Linked DNA regions of Homo sapiens: region 1 is linked to region 2. A link is an interaction called in ENCODE POLR2A ChIA-PET data of the cell type or tissue named here. Cell type or tissue: OCI-LY7. All regions are shown on one strand. Links, peaks and the distances in the headings refer to the core of each region. The heading gives the core; the rest is flanking DNA. Region 1 overlaps PIGL (phosphatidylinositol glycan anchor biosynthesis class L). Region 2 overlaps NCOR1 (nuclear receptor corepressor 1).

Evidence for each region. ChIA-PET counts read pairs that join two places held together with the same protein. Peaks named below come from ENCODE experiments on the same cell type or tissue, not always from the same donor. Only the 100,000 strongest peaks of a DNase experiment are listed, where the experiment ranks them.
Region 1: POLR2A ChIA-PET joins it to region 2 with 8 read pairs; 11 of 35 experiments call an interaction of 5 or more read pairs at or near these places.

Annotation. Positions count from the first base shown.
Region 1 is chr17:16,292,127-16,297,508 of GRCh38, reverse strand. All of the region lies in intron 2 of PIGL (phosphatidylinositol glycan anchor biosynthesis class L), which reads right to left. Among named protein-coding and RNA genes, the nearest start is that of MIR1288, 13 kb to the right of the region's middle. In OCI-LY7, for the core only: no CTCF peak of the experiment used is centred there; no DNase peak of the experiment used is centred there.
Region 2 is chr17:16,196,683-16,202,064 of GRCh38, reverse strand. All of the region lies in intron 1 of NCOR1 (nuclear receptor corepressor 1), which reads left to right. Among named protein-coding and RNA genes, the nearest start is that of NCOR1, 16 kb to the left of the region's middle. In OCI-LY7, for the core only: no CTCF peak of the experiment used is centred there; a DNase peak (open chromatin) is centred at 2,804; H3K4me3 peaks cover 829 bases; H3K27ac peaks cover 558 bases.

The DNA of each region.
Region 1 (5,382 bases), core at 281-5,280, 95 kb before region 2:
CATCATTTTGGAGAGGGAATACACCAGTAATATTGTATGGAACTTTAGCACACGAGAGAAAGGATAGGAGGATAGTAGGCTAAGCCTACTAATTCTCTGTTGTTCTGAGGTGCTAAGGTGCTGAAAGATAAACCTCAAAGAGGGGGAAGTTCATGGCTGCCTTCCATTTATCTTCAGAGAACTGGGATCTGCTCTTTTGAGGGGCGATGCAGGAAGAAGTGTTGCTCCATGCCTTTCTTTCGGTGGCTCCACCCAGTCATTGTGGGTGAGGCCAATCATTTAGGGAGGGACTTTGGACTGTAAATATCTGCTCTGTGATGTGACACATCTGATAAAGCATCATTACTTTTATGATCAAGTCCAAACTCCTCTTGGTCACACGTTCAAGTTTTCCCCAATCTATCTCCTATTTTGATTCACTTCCTTTCTCATTATTTGAAAGAGTCAATGAGATAACACAGGTCAGAAAGCATTTAAGAACTGTAAAAAGGGCCGGAACGGTGGCTCACGCCTGTAATCCCAGCACTTTGGGAGGCCGAGGCGGGCGGATCACGAGGTCAGGAGATTGAGACCATCCTGGCTAACACGGTGAAACCCCATCTCTACTAAAAATACAAAAAAAAAATTAGCCGGGCGTGGTGGCGGGCGCCTGTAGTCCCAGCTACTTGGGAGGCTGAGGCAGGAGAGTGGTGTGAACCTGGGAGGTGGAGCTTGCAGTCAGCCGAGACCGTGCCACTGCACTCCAGCCTGGGCAACAGAGCGAGACTTCAAGAACTGTAAAGAAATGTGTAAACATCAAAAGTGTGGCTGTTATTGCTGCATTAGCCTAATTTAAACCCTCCTTTAAAAAAAAAAGAAAGAACTCCCCAGTCTTTCTTTCTTTTTTCTTTTTTTTTTTTGAGATGGAGTCTCACTCTGTTGCCCAGGCTGGAGTGCAGTGGAGCAATCTCAGCTCACTGCAACCTCCGCCTCCCAGGTTCAAGGGATTCTCCTGCCTCAGCCTCCCCAGTAGCTGGGACTACAGACACCTGCCACCATGCTCAGCTAATTTTTGTATTTTTAGTAAAGACGGGGTTTCACCATATTGGCCAGGCTGGTCTCAAACTCCTGACCTTGTGATCCGCCCACCTCAGTCTCCCAAAGTGCTGGGATTACAGGTGTGAGCCACTGCACCTGGCCCCCAGTCCTTCTTTCTTGCAGTCCCTTGCAGAGCTCTTTGATGGCCACTTCTACAAGCGGTTTATGATTTCAAAGTGGGGTAGGCACCACAGGAGATGTGTAAGATGACTCATTGAGGTAAAGCAATGAATCACCAGGACTTCTATTTACCTGTTTTTCTGTTTACATTTATATTTTGTAGCTATTTTATAAGGCATCATATACCAACAGGGTTTAACATGTACACAGTTTGAATAAATAAGTACATAAATATGGAGGTGCAAGCTCAAATGTTGTTTCTTGCCATTAGGGGAGTGTGATAAAAATGTTTGGAGATCACTAGTCTAATCTACTCACTCTTCATTTTTCATTTTTTCTCCTGAATATTTTATTTTATTTATTTATTTTTGAGATGGTGTTTCGGTCTTGTTGCCTAGGCTGGAATGCAATGGCACCATCCTAGCTCACTGCAACCTCTGCCTCCCCGGTTCAAGTGATTCTCTTGCCTCAGCTTCCCGAGTAGCTGGGATTACAGGCATGTGCCACCATGCCCAGCTAATTTTGTATTTTTAGTAGAGACAGGGTTTCACCATATTGGCCAGGCTGGTCTCAAACTCCTGACCTCGTGATCCACCCACCTTGGCCTCCCAAAGTGCTGGGAGTACAGGCGTGAGCCACCACACCTGGCTGATAATTTATTTTTTTGAGACAGAGTCTTGCTCTGTCACCCAGGCTGGAATGCGGTGGTACAATCACAGCTCACTGGAGCCTTGACTTCCAGGCTCAAGTGATCCTCCCACCTCAGCCTCCCAAGTAGCTGAGATTACAGGTGTGAGCCACCAAGCCCAGCTAATAACTCAGTGATTTTTAGTACATGTATGGAATCTCTACATTTTATTTTACTAGTATTTTACATACATATATATATATACTTTTTTTTTTTTTTTTGAGACGGAGTCTTGCTCTGTCACCTAGGTTGGAGTGCAGTGGCATGATCTCAGCTCACTGCAACCTCCGCCACCTGGGTTCAAGCGATTCTCCTGCCTCAGCCTGTCAGTAATCGGGATTACAGGCGTGCGCCACCATGCCTGGCTAGTTTTTGTATTTTCAGTACAGACAGGGTTTCACCATGTTGGCCAGGCTGGTCTAGAACTCCTGACCTCAGATGATCCGCCCGCCTCAGCCTCCCAAAGTGCTGGGATTACAGGCTGCATATATTTAATTCTTGACTCTCCAACCTATCATAAGTCCCCCGATGGACGGATGTTACATGAGCCATTAATCAGTCAAGGTCTAACCAAGAAAATGGAGACCACCAGGTATTTCAGAAGGAATTTAATATAGAGACCTGTTTACCCACTGTATGGGAAGAGCTGAGAGGCCAAACAGGAAACAGTGAAACAACGCAGAGACTGGCCACAGCAGAAGGGCACCACCACCTCTAAGATAGGGGACAGCAGAGCCATGGAAGGGGAGCAGTGGTGGGAACTAGATGTCAGGAGAACTAGCTAGATGTCAGGGAAAACACCAACCTGCTGATGGACATGCCACTTAGGGTGGAGGATGGGGGAAATACCTGGTTCTTCCCTCTGCTACCTCCTAGTCATCCATCATTGCCATCTACTGGTCAAACCCCTCCAGAAGCCAATGGACATGGGAGCCTGGAAACTGTAGTTTCCATTGGAATAGAGCAAAGGCTTAAGATAGAGGCGATGTCTTACTCACAGCAGGTGTTCAATGGATACTTTCAATTGCTGCTCAGTCTTGGCCCTAAACCTTCAAAGGACAGCAGCAGTCTGGCCACCTGCCTCTCACTGTCTAAGAGTTTTCCAGCTTTATGGAAAAGCAATAACCTGCCAGGTGCTTGGTTATAGAGGGCAGCGGGGAGAACCGTACTGGGGGACATGGGGGCACCACAGGGCAAGCAGGATTCAAGGCTCAGGGAAGGGAGACATGGCAAGGGTTAATAGCCAGTTTCACCCCAGAAGCTCAGGGACAGAGTACCGTCCATGATTACAGTGGTCCAGTGTCACGAGCAGGCAATGTGATGTGGCAGAGAGAACATGGGGTAGGATGACACAGAACCCGAGTTCTAGCTCCCCTGCTTTCCATGTGACCTGGCAGGAGCTGCATCATCAGTAAAGATAAAATAATTCTGGGATGCACCTGATGACTGCCTGAGAGTCCTTCCAACTCTTAAGTCTAGGACTGTGTCATAAGCAAATGATTGATCTCACCCACTATCAGGGGGTGGAGCCACTAAAAGAAAGGCGTGGAGCAACACCTGTTCCTGTGAGCCTTTCTCCAAGTGAGCTTCCCTCACAGAGCAAAGACACTGCTATCAGGTATGACACAGATAACCTCCCAAAAGCCAATGAGAGACCAGATCTCTCATTGGACAAGGCCAAATTCTTTACTACACACCTTCCTTGTATTTAGAAACCTTCACTGAACTCCTCTACCAACTATAGCTTAGACTACCCCACTTCGTACCTGATTTGAATAGTATTCTATTATTTTCTGTTGTTTTGTGTGTCTCTTTAGCTAAACTTAAAATATAAGACTAGGCCTGTGCCTTATTCTTCTATTTCTTAGGTGGTACATGGTACAACTCAAGTCAATGAACAATTTTTTAAAATAAATAAACAATAAGTAATTGTGCTTCTACCCTATGCAAGGAAGTGTGTTAGGGGGTTTAACAAGCACTAGTTGCTTGACAGAAGTACTCTATATTTGGATGAACCAAAGGGAATTATACCAGCCACTGGGGGCTGATGCATGTAAGCAAGATGTTTGAAAGATTGCAATTTTTTTTTCTTTTTTGAGACGGAGTCTCCTTCTGTCACCCAGGCTGGAGTGCAGTGGTGCGATCTCGGCTCACTGCAACCTCCGCCTCCTGGCTTCACGCCATTCTCCTGCCTCAGCCACCCGAGTAGCTGGGACTACAGGCGCCCGCCACCACACCCGGCTAAGTTTGTTTTTGGATTTTTAGTAGAGACGGGGTTTCACCGTGTTAGCCAGGATGGACTGGATCTCCTGACCTCGTGATCCACCCACCTTGGCCTTCCAAAGTGCTGGGATTACAGGCGTGAGCCACTGCGCCAGGCCGAAAGATTGCAATTTTATAAAACAGATTATGGGTTAAAAAGTGTATACATTGGGCAAAAGGGCAAAATATCCTAATGGGGCCCCTTCCCCTCAATATAGGAAAATATAAAATTTGATGCTGGGAAATTTCAAACAGATAAATGTAGAAAAAACTCCTTTTAGACTAACTATCTGAGTTGTTCTTTGCCTAAAGTTCAACCCTAATCAGCTCAAGGCCTGGGTCCAAGCATAGTTTCTGTCTTCTCTAATATAGTAACAATTCTACCCTAGATAAACATGTAAGTCAGTTTTTGGATGCTTCCTTAAGAGACAGTTGGTGAATGATAGTTGCCCCAGTTTTCTTTGTCTAGTCCCTCTTGCTGATAACTAGAACAGGAGAAGCCCTCTTGGTCTGTGAAGTAATCTTAGGTATGAAGCCAGACAGAGTAGAGTAATGAAAAAGGAGGAAACCAAGCTGCAAGGACTCTGGGGAGTGAGCCATCACACGGTCCCAGATAGCATCCCTCCTCCTACCACAGTTATTGTGGGTCATCTGCTATTTGCAGCAAAGCCAAATTCTCATTTATAGATGCCATAATTTTTTAAAGCCTCCCTATCATCAATTATTTAGGTTGTTTCCAATTTTTTAGTATTGTAAAAAGGTTGTAATGAGCATCCTTATCCATAACTCTGTATGCCTCTCTCAATATTTCTTTGTGATAAAATCATAAATGTAACTTCTGAGTCAATGGTGAAATGAAAAGCACATGCGTGGATCTCTCTTGTAAGAACTCTGCTATGAAGAGTAGATGGAAAGTGTGTTAACTTGCAAGGCATACAGCATCAAAGGAGTGTTTTTTTTTTTTTAAAGAGAAAGATTTGTACATTTTATAGGCTGAAACGAAAAACTAATAAGTACAATTTATATTAAGAGCTCCATTCCAGCCGGGCACATTGGTGCTGGCACTTTAGGAGGCTGAGGCGGGTGGATCACCTGACATCAGGAAATCGAGACCAGCCTGGCCAACACGGTGAAGCACATCTCTACTAAAAATCAAAAAATTAGCTGGGTGTGGTGGTGCGTGCCTGTAATCCCAGCTACTCAGGAGGCTGAGGCAGGAAGATCGCTTGAACCTG
Region 2 (5,382 bases), core at 213-5,212:
TTTGGTAGAGATGGGGTTTCACATGTTGGTCAGGCTGGTCTTGAACTCTTGACCTCATGATCCTCCTGCCTCAGCCTCCCAAAGTGCTGGAATGACAGGCGTGAGCCACCGCGCCCAGCCGTATTTTTTGTATTTTTAGTAGAGACGAGGTTTTGCCAGGTTGGCCAGACTGGCCTTGAACTCCTGACCTCAAGTGATCCACCTGCCTCTGCCTCCCAAAGTGCTGGGATTACAGACGTGAGCCACCGCGCTTGGCTGGCTTTGAAATATGTTTGTTCTTATAAGTTGAGTGAGTGAGTGAGTGTTGTTCAGTTCAGAGAATTAGTTCAATGTAGTGTCGACATACCACAGAGTTTTCAGTTGGATATTGTTACATTGTACTGCTGTCTTGGGACAGCACTTTTTGTAGAGGTAAAATAGCATCATTTTTCTTTCATTTAAGAATTATGTATTTATTATTATTTTTTGAGATAGAGTCTTGTTCTCTTGCTCAGGCTGGAGTGCAGTGGCATGATCTTGTCTCACTGCAACCTCTGCCTCCTGAGTTCAAGTGATTCTCTTGCTCAGCCTCCTGAGTAGCTGGGATTACAGACATGTGTCACCATGCCCGGTTAGTTTTTGTATTTTTAGTGTAGACGGGGTTTTGTTTTTTTGGCCAGGCTGGTCTCAAACTCTTGGCTTCTAGTGATCCACTTGCCTCGGCCTCCCAAAGTGCTGGGATTACAGGCGTGAGCCACTGTGCCTGGCCAGAATTACTTATTGAGTATGTGTACCCATAGATTTATCAAATAATTATATCCTTATTAAAATTTTTCTTTCAATATCATACTTTATAAGAGGTAGGATAGGTTAACTAAAAAGCTTTTTCTTTAGCTTCTATTTGTTTCTCTGTCTTTAAGTAAGATGTCATGATGTCAAAAGAGGCTGCAAATAAAATACCTTGTTAATGGCATTCTCCCAGATTGGATCTTAACCAAAAGGCTGAGAAGCAGTAGCTTTTTTTTCCCCCCAAAGGGAAGAATGCTTTAGTTTATTTTACAAGAGAAAATTTATTACAGTATAGCACCACTCTGGTCTTGTACAAATTACAGAATTCACTTAGATAATTTCTAGTCTTTCCTCTCCTGCATGCTGGGCTCTGTAATAAGTTTAGGAGGTCGGCTTTCTTTAAATTATCCCCAGGTTGGAGGATTTTGGGTGTTGGGATGCCCAGGGTGGTGGTCCTTCTTAGCTTTGTCTTGCCTAACATACTTTTAGAATTGGTGTAGAGCTGGACAGCTTTGTGGGAACTGGTGTGACCTAATTTTCCTCAGTTTAATAACTAATATTTTAGCATTTGAATGTCATAAAGGCATTGCCCTACCCCATACTTTTGTATCAGTAGGTTTTATTATTTTATCACGTAAAAATTACATATTTTGTGGGATCCTTTTTCTGCTTTGGTGAAATGTAGGCTTCACCTCTATTGTGACGCTTGGTGGATTCATTCTTGCTCATCTGAAGTGGCATCTGCAGTCCTGCCACAGTGAAGTATATTTTTAGCTTTTTTTTTTTTTTTTTTTTTTTTTTGAGATGGAGTCTCGCTCTGTTGTCAAGCTGGAGTGCAGTGGCACGATGCCAGCTCACTACAACCTCCGCTTCCCAGATTCAAGCGATTCCCCTGCCTCAGCCTCTCGAGTAGCTGGGACTATAGGTGTGCACCACCATGTCCGGCTAATTTTTTTTTTTGTGGGTGTGTTTTAGTAGAGATGGAGTTTTACCACGTTGGCCAGGATGGTCTTGATCTCCTGACCTTGTGATCCGCCGGCCTTGGCTTCCCAAAGTGCTGGGATTACAGGTGTGAGCCACTGTGCCTGGCCATTTTTAGCTTTTTTTCCAAGATAGCTTAGGCCACCTTGAACACCTTTGCATAACACATTTTGGTTATGCAAAAATTGTGGGCCAAAAGCCAGGAGTTCCTGCTGAGAGGAAAAATTGCTTTTTTTTTTGGCAGGATAGTATTTGAAATTTTGTTGTTGCAAGATTTTCCTGTTGAGTAAATATGTGTGCGTTTATTTAATATGAGAGGATTTAAAAAGGAACTTAAATAGATCAATTTCATTTTGCAATATTGTATTACCTGTTTGCAATATATAAGAGGCTAGTTCTGGGTTTATCTGTATAATTCAGTTAGAAGTGCTGTTGTCTTTTATGACAGTGACATATAATTATTACTATATTATTCCCATCCTAAAACATTATATGTTGATATTTAAGAGATGAGGAAGTTGCTTATAAAATCTCGATCAGATTTCTTAAACAATTCGTAGAATTTTTTCAGTTCATGAGTCAACCATGTAACTACCCTGAGTTAATGAGTTTTGGTGCTAAGAACTGAAATTATAATTTGATACTGCCACTTAAGGTGCTCCCTTCCCCTTCAGTCTGAACTTTAAACTAGATTCTTTTATTTCAGTGGGTTTCAAATGTAAAGTATTCTGCCGAGGTATCTTAGTGAGCCAGGACTAGAGTGAAGGGTGGAGGGAAGGATGGGAAAGGGCAGGGGGAGACTGAAAAGATGAATCCTAGGTCTCCCATTCTTACTAGATCGGAATGTTTCTCCATTGTATCTTTTGTACATTTAGCTTTCATTTAAGACTTTTGAGGAAAACATTCTGGTTAAAAAACAAAATCTGAGCACTGTTGCCGTGTATCTCATGGATAAGTTTTGAGGAAGGAGGTTGTCGTGGTCTCCAGGCTGCAGTTCATGCGAGGACAGGAAGGGCTTGCTTTGACCTGTAAATTTGTATGCTAGTAGGGGCTAATTTCCTGATTTTGCTAGTGTGTGTGTGTGTGTGTGTGTGTGTGTTTTTTTTTTTTTCCTTCTGTATTGGGCGGATAGTACTTTTAAAGAAAACTGACTTTTTTTTTTTTTGAGATAATAAAGTTAAACTTCACTAAAGTCATACCACAAAACGGACAAGGAAGGATTACTGAGATGAGGGAAAAAATGGACAAGTCACTTAACTTGTGACTTTGAGTGACATTGAGTGTAATTGTTGAACTCAGGACTCACCATAGCTGAAAGTTAAACAATGTGCATTAAAAAATTGTACCTCATGGGTTTCTAATCATTTAGGCCACTGTTAGAAAAAAATTGGATGACCCTGGGTTAAAATCTTTTTTTTTGCCTCTTCATTCCATTTATAGCTTTATTTATTTGGGATATCTGAGTTGGGAGGAGAGTGCAGAGATAGATAACTTAAAGCATGTTTTAGGACAGCAGATCAGAATTAGTTGGAAAACTTTTACAAAATGCATGAATGTTCATATAGTGAAATACTCTTTTTTTTTTTTTTTTGACAGAGTTTCACTCTTGTTGCCCAGGCTGGAGTGCAATGGCACGATCTCGGCTCACCGCAACCTCTGCCTCTTGGGTTCAAGCGATTCTCCTGCCTCAGCCTCTCGAGTAGCTGGGATTACAGGCATGTGCCACCACGCCTGGCTAATTTTTATATTTTCAGTAGAGACGGGGTTTCACCATGTTGGTCAGGCTGGTCTCGAACTCTCAACCTCAGGTGATCCACCCGCCTCAGCCTCCCAAAGTGCTGGGATTACAGGTGTGAGCCACCGCACCCGGCCCATATAGAGAAATACTGTTTAGCAATAGAAAGAACCATAAATTGATGAGAATAATTGCCAAGATGTTTTTTTTTTTTTTTTTTTTTGAGACGGAGTCTCACTCTGTTGCCCAGGCTAGAGGGTAGTGGCGCAATCTCGGCTCACTGCAAGCTCTGCCTCCTGGGTTCATGCCATTCTCCCGCCTCAGCCTCCTGAGTAGCTGGAACTACAGGCGCCCGCCACCATGCTTGGCTAATTTTTTTGTATTTTTAGTAGAGATGGGGTTTCACCGTGTTAGCCAGGATGATCTCGATCTCCTGACCTCGTGATCCGCCCGCCTTGGCCTCCCACAGTGCTGGGATTACAGGTGTGAGCCACCGCGCCTGGCCAACCAAGATGTATTAAGTAATAAAAGCAAGATACAGAACAGTGTGTTTCTAGTATGCCACCATTTACATAGGGGAAAAAGTGTGAGTGTATGTATGTGTAGGATATTTCTAAAGGACACTCTAGAAACTAGTAACTTTGGTTGCCTTCTGGGAGTGTAACTGGGTAGCAGCTGGAGAAGAAGGGCGAGGAGATTTTTCGCTTTATATTCTGCGGTACTTTTTCTTAAGTCCTACATATAATATTTATTTCCAAAAAGATCAACCCTCCTCACGATGCCACATGCTGGCTTTTCCCCTTCCACCTGGAGCAGTTGCAGGTGTATGGATGAGGAGAAAGCTCCTCAGGTGGTTTTAATGTGTGCTCTCACTGAACATCTCAGCTCCTCCTAGTTCACTGCTTGCTGAGAAAGCTGCAAAGCATTGCAGAAAACATTAGTTTTTCCCATTTTGCCACAATTTTGTGATATTAGAGGAATTATTGACTTTCTCTGATCTTCAGATTTCTCACCTGTCAAATCAGTGTTAGTTGGGTAATCTCAACCTTACAATCCTTAAGATTTGCTGATCTCCATGCCTCAGGAAGGGAGCAGGGAAAAAACAGGCTGAGGGTCAGCTGGTCAGTCTTCTGACTCTTCTCCTGGTCAGCTTTCACAACAGCAGGAAACATGACATCAGGAGGAGGATGGTATATTTATTTAAAATATTTATATATTACATGGTACCACATAGTTTTTAAAGTTCTTTTTTTTTTTTTGGAGACGGAGTCTGGACCCCTCACCCAGGCTGGAGTGCAGTGGTGCCATCTTGGCTCACTGCAACCTCTGCCTCTCAGCTTCAAGTGATTCTCCTGCCTCAGCCTCCCGAGCAGCTGGGTTTACAGGCACGCGCCACCATGCGTGGCTAATTTTTTGTATCTTTAGTAGAGACCAGGTTTCACCATGCTGGCCAGGCTGTCCTTGAACTCCTGACCTCGTGATCTGCCTGCGCTGGCCTCCTAAAGTGCGTGAGCCACCGCGCCCGGCCTTAAAGTTCTTTCTATACGTTTTTCTTTTATTTTTTGAGTCAGAGTTTCATTGTATCACCCAGGCTGGAGTGCAGTGGCACAATCACGGCTCACTGCAGTCTTGACCTCCTGGGCTCAAGTGATCCTCCTGCTTCAGCCTCCCAGGTAGCTGGGACCATGGGTGTGTACCGCCATGCCTGACTAATTATTTTTTTCTTTTTTTTTTCTTTTCTTTTTTTTTTTTTTTTGAGACAGAGTCTTGCTCTGTTGCCCAGGCTGGCATGCAGTGGCCCGATCTTGGCTCACGGCAAGCTCCGCCTCCCGGGTTCACGCCATTCTCCTGCCTCAGTCTCCCCAGTAGCTGGGACTACAGGCACCCGCCACCACGCC